Regions from separate parts of the Homo sapiens genome. Here region 1 is linked to region 2. Evidence: chromatin contacts called from ENCODE Hi-C or POLR2A ChIA-PET data. All regions are on one chromosome and are shown on one strand. The core of a region is the stretch at or near the end of the contact, and the rest is flanking DNA. Distances in the headings are between cores, read along the strand shown.

Region 1 (4,799 bases), core at 1,996-4,495, 500 kb before region 2:
AGGCCCCAAATGGGTGGGACAGGGTCTGATTCCTTGCTCTTCCTCAGATGCCCAGTGAAGCCCTGCTCAATTTCAATTCAATTATATTAAAGAACAAAGCCAGCACCTCTGCTCCCTTTTACCAGTCCTGTTTGCTATTTCACTTCTCAAGCAGGTCCTGGGGCCCACCGCATCCTCCTGGGCCTCATTCTCAGCCTTCTTGCCTTGGAGTTCCGTTGCTGAGGAGGGCCACCAGGCTTGGCATGTGGGTGCCCCATTGCCCTCTGAAGCATGGTGTTGCCACACAGGAACCACAGTCCTCACTATCACTCCATACGTCCTTGCTTCACACAAGCCTGCCATCTCAGCATGGGGCACCCGAACTCCTCCTGCCCCGTCCTCCCAGTCAAAAAAGCCTCTGGGTCCAGGGGTGTGCACACCGCAGCCCCAGCATCTTTGAGCAGCCCTGGATGGGATCATGTCTGCCCTGGCTTTCCACCCTTCCATGACCAGCTTCCCATTCCATGTCCTGGATCATGTCCCAAAGTCTTGGCCAGACTTAAAGTGCCATCCCCATCCAGCCCTGTGAGCTCCTCAGGCCCAGCTCTGTCCTGGAAGCCCTTTGCCCACTTCGCCTGGCCATTGCCCTTGACTCAGCTGTCATTTCCTCTCAGGCACTTCCCCGTTCAGCTCCTGACTCCAGCTGAGACACCAGCTGAGGCCCCGCATGGCGTCTACAGGTCCTTCCCTGCACCCACCTAGGGCCCCATGGCACCCATGCTAGTCTGACCCTCCTGCCTGCCAGCAAGCAGGGCGGAGAGCTGGAACAAGAGTCAAACACTGTCAACTTGATCGAGGAAGAACTCCAGGAAGGGCATGGAAAGCAACTCCTCTTTCCGGCTGCAGGGGTTCAGTCTATCTGACCGGGGGTACGGGCTGACAGTGACCATGTAATCAAAGCACCTGTCCAAGACCCCCAGGAAAACCGAGCTGGTTACCTTATAGCCTAGCTTCCCTGTACCTTTGAATTGCCATGATCCTTATTATGTGACACTCAAATCTCGTCACAGCTTCCCCCAGCGCCTGGCATGGGAAAGCCAACACCTCAACAGCACTGGCCCCTGGGTCTGGGGTCTTTCAGGGAAGCCCTGGGAAGCCTGACAATCTCCTGGCTAAAGGCCCCAGACTCTCCCGCACGCGTTTAAACAGCAGGCACTGTCACCTCCAGGCCTTTAGCATTTATGGTTAGTTATGTCCCCCGCTCCGCATGACCTTTCTTGCTGTCTTTCTGTGGATAAAGGAATATCAATTAACATTAATTTAGCTTCTGGACTGATTCCAGGCAAGGCCCTTGGAAACCAGCAGCTGCTTTTGTGTGTGTGTGTGTGTGTGTGTGTGTTTTTGAGACAGGGTCTTGCTCTGTCGCCCAGGCTGGAGCAGTGGCGCGATCTCAGCTCACTGCAGCCCTGAACTCCCTGGCTCAAGCCATCCTCCCACCTCAGCGTTCCAAGTACCTGGGACCACAGGCGTGTGCCACCATGCCTCCGGGTCTCGCTATGTTGCCCCGGCTAGGCTCAAGCAATCCTCCCACCTCAGCCTTCCAAAGTGTTGGGATTACAGGCATGAGCCAACGCATCAGGCCTTAGTTTTCTTATTTACCATGGGTGGGGGACTTGGGGACATATGTGAGGTAACTAGCCAAGGTCACAAAGAGCAGGTGGTGGCACAGACAGGCAAGAATTCTTCTCTTTGTCCCTTCTCAAATGGATACTTCCAACTGCATGAACTAAAACACAGACGATTACAAAATACATGTAATATGTTGAGAGGCGACTTTAAAAATATTGTTGAAAATGTGTGAGAGGGTGACGTGTGCTTCTTTACTAACGCATTAAATTACAAGGTCTTCCAGCAGGACGCATAACTTCAGTAACTTCAAAGTAATAATTCTGCCCGCCGGTAGATCTGGTAGATCTTGTAATTTAACTGAACTTCTAGACGTTTACAACAAAAGCCACAGGCTCTGACAGGACCGGTCTGTCCATTTCTACTGGCGACTGCCGCTCCCGGGCAGCAGCTTGGGTCCCCGCGCTGCGGCCTGCGCGTGGCAGGGCGGATGCCGCCGCCGCCGCCGCCGCCGCCGCGCCCGGGCGGCCTCCTAGAGGAGGCGAAACGTGGGGGCGAGGCCGGGACCCACCTCCCAGGGCTGCGGTGAGCACTTACAGTATTGGCGCGAAAAGGCCAGCTATCACCATACGGGTATTTCGCCTCACTCGCCTCGCTGGGGGAAATTCAAATCTCCGAAAAGGGAGGATCCGAGCAGCGCCGGTGCGCCTGCGCGCAGGGCGGGACTCGAAGCCTGGGAAGCGGGCGGGGCGAGGTGACGCGAGATGACGCGGACGCCTCCCGCGGTCGCCCGCCCGGCTCGTGCGCCACCGGCCCGACTGCGGGCCTCTCGGCAGTGGGGGCGGCCGAGCGCGCGGCGGTCTGGGGCGCGCGGCCCGGCTCATTTTGCTGCGGCGCGGGCGGAGGCGGTGGCGCCCGAGGGCGGGCCCCGCAGCCTGGGAGCCTGGGAGCGGGCGGAGGCTCCACCCCCGGGCGCCGGCGCTCGGCTGCGTCGCCTCCCACTGTCGCCCCGCCCCCGGCTCCCCCGCGGCGCGCCTCGGGCCGCCTCCTGCGGCTGCTGGGTGTGCAGGGCGCGAAAATGCTCGCTTCCCGGCCGCAGGCGCGGCTGCAGTGGCTGTTCGCCAACCCCGGCCACCTGCGTGCCGCTGTCCCCAGTGCTGGTTAAAGGCAGTTCTTCGGGCGTGCGTCCCTTATCAACCCGAGAGACCGTTCCCAAGGGGGCGGGGCCGAGCGCGTCGGAGGGGTTAGCAGTCTCATCCGGGCATTTCCGAGATGCCGCCGCCGCCATCTTTGTTTTGTGCTGAAAGTCGCTATTGACGCCCGCGGACGGCCGGGCGAGGGGAAGTGGCAAGATGGCGGCTCCCAGGGCGGAGGCGTGGAGGCTCGCCCGGTGGGGGGGCCGTGGGGCGGGGCGCGCCTGCGCCTGCACCTGATCTGAGCGCGACTCGAGCTTTAGCCCAGCGCGCGGCAGCGCCGACCCCCACCCCCGCCGCGAGGCAGCGCAGGGGTCCTTTAAGAGGCTTGGGCCCAGGGGCGAAGCGGTGCGAGGGCGAGTGGGGGGAAGCGGTGACGTCACCCGGCTCCGCCTCCTCGCCCGACCGCCGGCGCCGCTGCCGCCATGTTTAGTTGTTACTTCTTCACACAAGATGGCGGCTCCCAGGGAGGAGGCATGAGCGCCCTGCCGTTACCGCTTCTTCTGCCGTACAGTTGCCGCTTCGGGGCCTAACTCTAGCTCTTTGAAGCGGCTCCTGTGGGAAGGAGTCATAAGGCGGGAAGTGAGGATCGGACACCGCCTTGAGTTTGGTGTGCAGTGGAAGAACTGACCTAGGAGGAAGAGAATAGGGGGGAACGGGGAGCTAGTCTCAAGATGGCGGCTCCCACGGCGGCAGGCGCAGCCTGAGCAGCAGAGGCGGACTAAGGGGAGAGGCGCGAGACTTCACAAGCCGTACGGCGCGAGCCCCCAAACGGCCCTCGAGAGCTCGAGCTGGTTCCACCGGCCTCCGGCCCGCCTCCATTCGTTAGGTGTGTCGAGGCTGTTTCGGGAGCGGCGGCTGCACTAAGGCGCTGGGCGGGGAAGCGGGACGGTCTCAAGATGGCGGCTCCCACAATTGTGGTCTGAGCGCCGGCGGGGCTGCGACGACCGCGGCGCTTGTGGCTCCTTTCCACCCGCCCCGGAAGCCGGCCAGTGCTGGGGACTTGGGGGTGTGGGAACCGGGCCGGGGCTCCGCCATTTCCGGCGGGGGAGGGCTACGACTGAGGAAGGGAGGAGAGAGAGGCGGCTCAAGATGGCGGCTCCCAGGGCCTCCCGCCCGAGCTTGTAAGCGGGAGCGCCCGGACAAGTAGTCGGGGCGACGGGACTCAGCGGCCTCCAGCTTCTTGAGCCTAGGCGCTCGACAGTTTCGGGCGGCTCTTGCGGAGACGGGGTGAGCGAGAAGAAAGGGAAGAGCCAAAGGGAAGGAGGGCAGTTAAGATGGCGGCCTCCATGGAGTCGTCTACCGCTGTGTGAGAAACCGCTTCTCCGTGAGAGCTGCCTTAGACGAAAGGGGGTGTGTGAAAGGAATTGAGGGGCTCCCTTCCCGCTTGTTGACTTCTCCCCACCGCACCCTTTCCCGGAACTATGGCTTCGGCCGTGTCGCCCGCCAACTTGCCAGCGGTGCTTCTGCAGCCCCGCTGGAAGCGAGTGGTGGGCTGGTCGGGTCCGGTGCCACGGCCCCGCCACGGCCACCGCGCCGTGGCCATCAAGGAGCTCATCGTGGTGTTTGGCGGCGGCAACGAGGGAATAGTGGACGAACTGCACGTGTACAACACGGGTGAGTGCAAAGCCCGCTGGGTCTTCGGCTCTTTCCCTCCCTCCATCTCCTCCCTCTCCCTCCTCTTTCCTCCCTCCCTCCATCTGCTCCCTCCCTCTCCTCCCTCCCTCCATCTCCTCCCTCACCCTCTACCCTTCCCTCTCTCTCTCCCCTCCTCCCTTACCCGTCCTTCTCCCCTCTCCCCGTCCCCCTCCCCCTTCTCCCCTCCTCCCCCTCCCTCCCCACTGATCGGCTTGCCCCTCCCCTTTGCTGTGCCGGGCTTCAGTGCTTTTCTCTGATCTTCTCCCCGTTCCCTTGTCTCTCCCGTGTTTGAGGATTGGTTTTCGTTAGTTAAAAGAAAGCCCCTAGTCCGACTGGTGAGGGAGAGGGGCTGTCGCCAGCGGT
Region 2 (4,562 bases), core at 87-2,586:
CTACCAGAAGGGCCTGAGGCAGCAGCCACGTGGAAGGGTAGAGAGCAACCTTGAGGCACTTCGCTGGGCCTGTGTCGGGGCCTCCCAGGCTGAGGTCCCTTCCTGTGACCCCCGGACTCCTGCCCGCTCCCTCCTCCCAGGACGGAGTGAAGTCCCCTCCTGTCACTTGGATGACTGCAGTTGCCTCCCAGCAGGTCCCTGGGTCTCCCTGACTATAGACTTGCCCCCTGATCCCACCCTCCAGGAGATGGCAGGGTAGGGCACAGAGGAGGGCACAGTGGCAGCTGCCTGCTGCTGTCTCCTGGCTACTGGGCACAAGCCACCCTCCAACTCCTTCCTGCCTTGCCCAATCAGCAGGTCCCTGGGTAAGGGGCATTCAGTGAACTGGGGGCTTTGCAGGTCTGGGGGAGGAGCGACTGACATATTTCATTGCAGACGCATTGAGTTTGAGGGTCCTGAGGGATGTAGAAAAATTTGTTAAGTAGACAGGATAGGAAGGAGCCACAGGTAGCCCCAGGAGCCGTGAGGGGAGCAGGGCCCAGCATGTATTACAATAGTGAGCATTTACGTGGTTCTTCGCATGCGCCGGGCACTGTTCTAGGGATTCCACAGGAATTATTACCGCCTGCCATCCTCATTAGCAACCCAGTGGGTAAGGTGCTCTCATTAGCTCCATTAGGTGAGGGCAAAGAGGCACAGAGAGGTTAGGTAACTGGTTCAAAGGCACACAGCTGGTGAGTGACAAGAAATTTCCTTCTAACTACAGCGTGAGCATGGTGAAGAGAAGACGGAGCCCCGCGCTGGGAGAGGAACGCTTCAGTCCGAGTTCCATTCTGCACCCAAGGCTCCCCTTGGTCCTCCTGGGAACCAGGGTGCCCCTTAGTGGTGGTGGCCCAGGAGAACCCGACCAAGGCAGGAGCGCCCCCTCCTGGAAGAGCCTCGCTTCAACGCATCATCATTCCCGGCCGGCAGCAGGGGCGACGCCAGCAAGGCCTGCGACTCAGAGCCAGCTTGGCCCGTTCGCCCCGCCCCTTCCCGGTGTCCGCCCCGCCCCTTTCCCGGTGTCCGCCCCGCCTCCTTCCCGGTGTCCGCCCCGCCCCCTTCCCTGTGTCCGCCCCGCCCCCTTCCCTGTGTCCGCCCTGCCCGCTTCACTGTGGTCCTGCCTCTGGGTGGTGCCGGGGCGGGGGGTGGGAGCCCGGGGCCCGCGCAGGCGGAGATGTCGCCCAATGGGAAGGGTCGGTCGGGAAGGGGGTGGGCGCAGGCGGGTGGGCGGGAAGAACGCTGGAGGTTGATTGGCGGTCTTGCCGGCCAGTGAAGCCAGGGCATGGGCGGGGCGCGGCTCGGAGCGCGAAACATGGCGGGGCAGGACGCTGGCTGCGGCCGTGGCGGCGACGACTACTCAGAGGACGAGGGCGACAGCAGCGTGTCCAGGGCGGCTGTGGAGGTGTTCGGGAAGCTGAAGGTGCTGTTGGCCCAGAAAGCCACTCCAGGGCGGGGGACCGGGGAGGGCCCCGCCCGAGGCCCGGGAGGGCTTGCTGCGGAAGTCCGCGGCGCCACGCGGCCACCGTCGCCGGTTCCGGCTGCGCCCTGTTCCCTTGCAGCAGGGGGTGCTTGTGGATCATTCATCTTTGCCCTTTGGTGTGCCCCAGGCCTTCGTTCTTGCTGTCTCCACGGCCCGTGCCTGGTAGTTGGGGCCAGCACCGCCTGTGGAACTGCAGTACCCGCGCTGGGCGCTCGGAGCAAGTGCAGACACAGAGGACCCAGGCCTGGCCTTAGGGATCTTGCGGGGTCTGGGGGGACAGATGGGCAGAGCCTCGTGCCACTCTGTCAAGTCAGCGAGACTAGGGCTTGGTGTCAGTTGGTGTCAGATGCCAGGGGTGATAGCCTCCAGAAGCCCTCTACAGCCCCACAGGACAGAGCCCTCACTGCAGCAGTGAGGAAAGCTGGCCCACGAGGTTAGGGAGCTGTCCCAGGTCCCCTCGGCCCGCTCGCTCCTCCCCCCAGACACTCCCCCATCCTGTCCGCGACTGGCTCAGTGGTCCCTCTCCCTTTCCCTCTCCCCTTTCCCTCAGTCCCGAAACCTAGGACTCTCTCTTAAGTCTTAGTCTCAGGCGTTGCTCCTAGGTCCTGCTGCCACAAGAGCCCAGAGTGGGAGTACTTGAAAGAGGTGGGGTCTGCATGCCGCGGGAGATGTGGGGTTAAGAATGGGGGGACTTGAACTCTTGGCAAGATGGCAGGACGCGGGTAAAGGAAAGGGTCCTGGGAGCTTGCAGATGTACACTGAGGACTGGGCGCGGCGGCCCACGCCTGTAATCCCACCACTTTGGGAGGCTGAGGTGGGCAGATACCTGAGGTCAGGAGTTTGACACCAGCCTGGCCAACATGGTGAAACTCCGTCTCTATTAAAAATACAAAAATTGTCCGGGCGTGGTGGCGCATGCCTGTAATCCCCCAGCTACCCTGGGAGCTGAGGCAGGAGAATTGCTGGAACCCAGGAGGTGGAGGCTGCAGTGAGCCGAGATCATGCCACTGCACTCCATCCAGGCTGGGCGACAGAGTGAGACTCCGTCTCAAAAATAAATAAATAAATAAAATGAAATGATGTACACTGGGACTTTCAGTGAATGTTGCTTTCCTTTTCCTTGCTTAGGACCTAAACTGCCCCTTCCTCGAGGGTCTGTATATCACAGAGCCAAAGACAATTCAGGAACTGCTGTGCAGCCCCTCAGAGTACCGCTTGGAGATCCTAGAGTGGATGTGTACCCGGTAATGCATCAGTTTCTTCCTCTTCCCACCTGGGGTGTGCATGGGCGCCAGCCAGCCCCACCTGGGGAAGATGGGGTTTGTGGTTACTGTGAGTAGCTGTCTTCCCAGAGGGCTCCACCCCCTAGCCTGGACCCTCGTGAGAACAGCTGTGTAGGTAAGGAGTACTGGTGACAGGCATGATCAAACTTGGGGCAAAGTGGCCCCTGGCGGTGCTGGGCTAGTCCAGCCACCCCTTTGCTGCAGTGCTGAACTTGCCCTCAGCGTTTGCCTTGCCTTATGAGTTTGGAGGTTCAGGACTGGCAGGCACCTGAGAAATGCTCCATTCCAGTCCTTTCCTTCTCAGACCCGGAAGCCAAGGGTCAGGCTGGAGGCATGAACAGTCTCTGGTCTCCCAGTGGAGGAGTGACAGGCAGGGCCAGGGCGTGGGCTCCTGGCTGGGTCTCAGCTGGCCAAGTGGTCCTCATGCAGTGTCACCTCTTGTCAGCTTCTGTGCCGTGACCCGTTTCCCAGTCCTCTGGTGCCTTTGGGCCAGGGTGTAGCATGGTGTGTGCCTGGCACCCTATGAAGCCCATGGTGACAGGGTGACTTCCTGAGTGATGGTGGAGGAAATGATCCAGAGTGTCCCATTCCCAGGGCAGACATCCTTCCCCTGGTGACGTAGTCCCTGAGCTGAGGGTCTGTCTCACTGCCTCACAGCTGTGAGTGGAGAAGGCTTTCCCCGCCTCCCACAGAGCACAGGCTCCTGTGGGATTGGGTGTGTGCCCAGGCCATGCTCAGGAACAGCTGTAGTCTGTTGGTACAGGAGCCTCTCGTGAGTCCAGGCCCGGGCCTCCCCCTCCTCAGCCTGCGGCCTGCCTACCCTTGCTGCTTGAGGAAGGGGCCTGGGCGGGAGCCTGGCAGTAGAGCAGTGGGGAGCCAACCTGCATCCAGCCGGTCTGGCCCGCCAGGACCAGAGACATCAGCAGGACGCCCAGCTGGATACAGGCCCCCAGAGGAAGGAGGAGGCGTTTTTGTGTTTGAGCCCTTGCTGTTCCAGAGGCGTCTCCTGCCTCTGCCTTCTAGGCCCTTCCTCAGGCCTCTCCCCAGGGCTCAGCACAGCAGCTCCTCGCTTCATAACCTTTTGCTCTTGCTCACATTGTTCCCCCTCCTGGAAATGGCCTTCTAGTCTCTGCATGTCGTACGTCCTCCTGTACAGCCCGCAAAGACCCAACTCACACGTCCTGTCTCCTTTTAAAATGTTTCCTGTTCCCAGGGCAGAATGTATTCCGCTTCCCTCTGGATGCCCACAGCCTTTGAGCACACCCTGCCCCTGCTGGAGCCCTCAACCTGTGGGTGCACTCTTGGCCTGCTGTCATTTCCGGCTCTTTAGTATGGGAGCCGCAGCATGGTGTGGCCGTGCAGTCGGGGGGTTCTCCAGGCTGCACCTGTGTGCCATTCCACGCGCTGCAGACGTGACTGGGTGTCCTCAGGAGCTGGGTATTTAGTGGGTACAAGTCCTGGGGTTCAGCAGAAATGATGCACAGCACTGCAGTCTGAGTTGGGTGCTGTGGATGTTGGCAGGGAGGAGGTGGCATTTGATCTGGGATGGGGACGGTAACAGCGGGGTGCTCGTTTGGACAGGAGCAGGGAGTTGAGGTGTGGGAGAGAGAGCTGGGCAGCAGCAGCTGGAATGGCAGCTCAGGGCAGCTCCCTCAGGGCCTTGCATGCTGTGCCAAGGCCTTTGAGCTTTATGTTCTGGGCAGGGCAGGCGTGGAACCTGGGGAGCGACGTGCTGAGATTGGCATTTTGGTAAGGTG

The links. Hi-C counts contacts between places; a loop is a spot of excess contacts on that map. ChIA-PET counts read pairs that join two places held with the same protein, here RNA polymerase II (POLR2A). Pooled maps may share reads with other maps.
Region 1: a map of naive thymus-derived CD4-positive, alpha-beta T cell shows a loop between it and region 2 (29-fold over the local background). The contact joins the promoter of HCFC1 here to the promoter of HAUS7 in region 2. A Hi-C loop is called at or near these places in 1 of 168 maps with a recorded cell type or tissue (naive thymus-derived CD4-positive, alpha-beta T cell) and 8 of 50 pooled maps. POLR2A ChIA-PET finds 5 or more read pairs at or near these places in 1 of 52 experiments (activated B cell).

Annotation. Positions count from the first base shown.
Region 1 is chrX:153,970,264-153,975,062 of GRCh38, reverse strand. It overlaps HCFC1 (host cell factor C1), which reads left to right and starts at 3,245. Exons shown (of 26, transcript NM_005334.3): 1 at 3,245-4,415. The coding sequence starts at 4,223. It overlaps TMEM187 (transmembrane protein 187), which reads right to left and starts at 2,309. Exons shown (of 2, transcript NM_003492.3): 1 at 2,203-2,309. RefSeq lists silencers at 2,025-2,134, 2,245-2,694, 2,925-3,164 and enhancers at 3,395-4,154, 3,796-4,645, 4,635-4,799.
Region 2 is chrX:153,467,350-153,471,911 of GRCh38, reverse strand. HAUS7 (HAUS augmin like complex subunit 7) reads left to right here and starts at 1,336. Exons shown (of 10, transcript NM_001385482.1): 1 at 1,336-1,462; 2 at 2,651-2,766. The coding sequence starts at 1,355. RefSeq lists enhancers at 807-1,101, 1,615-1,714, 1,865-2,044 and a silencer at 975-1,284.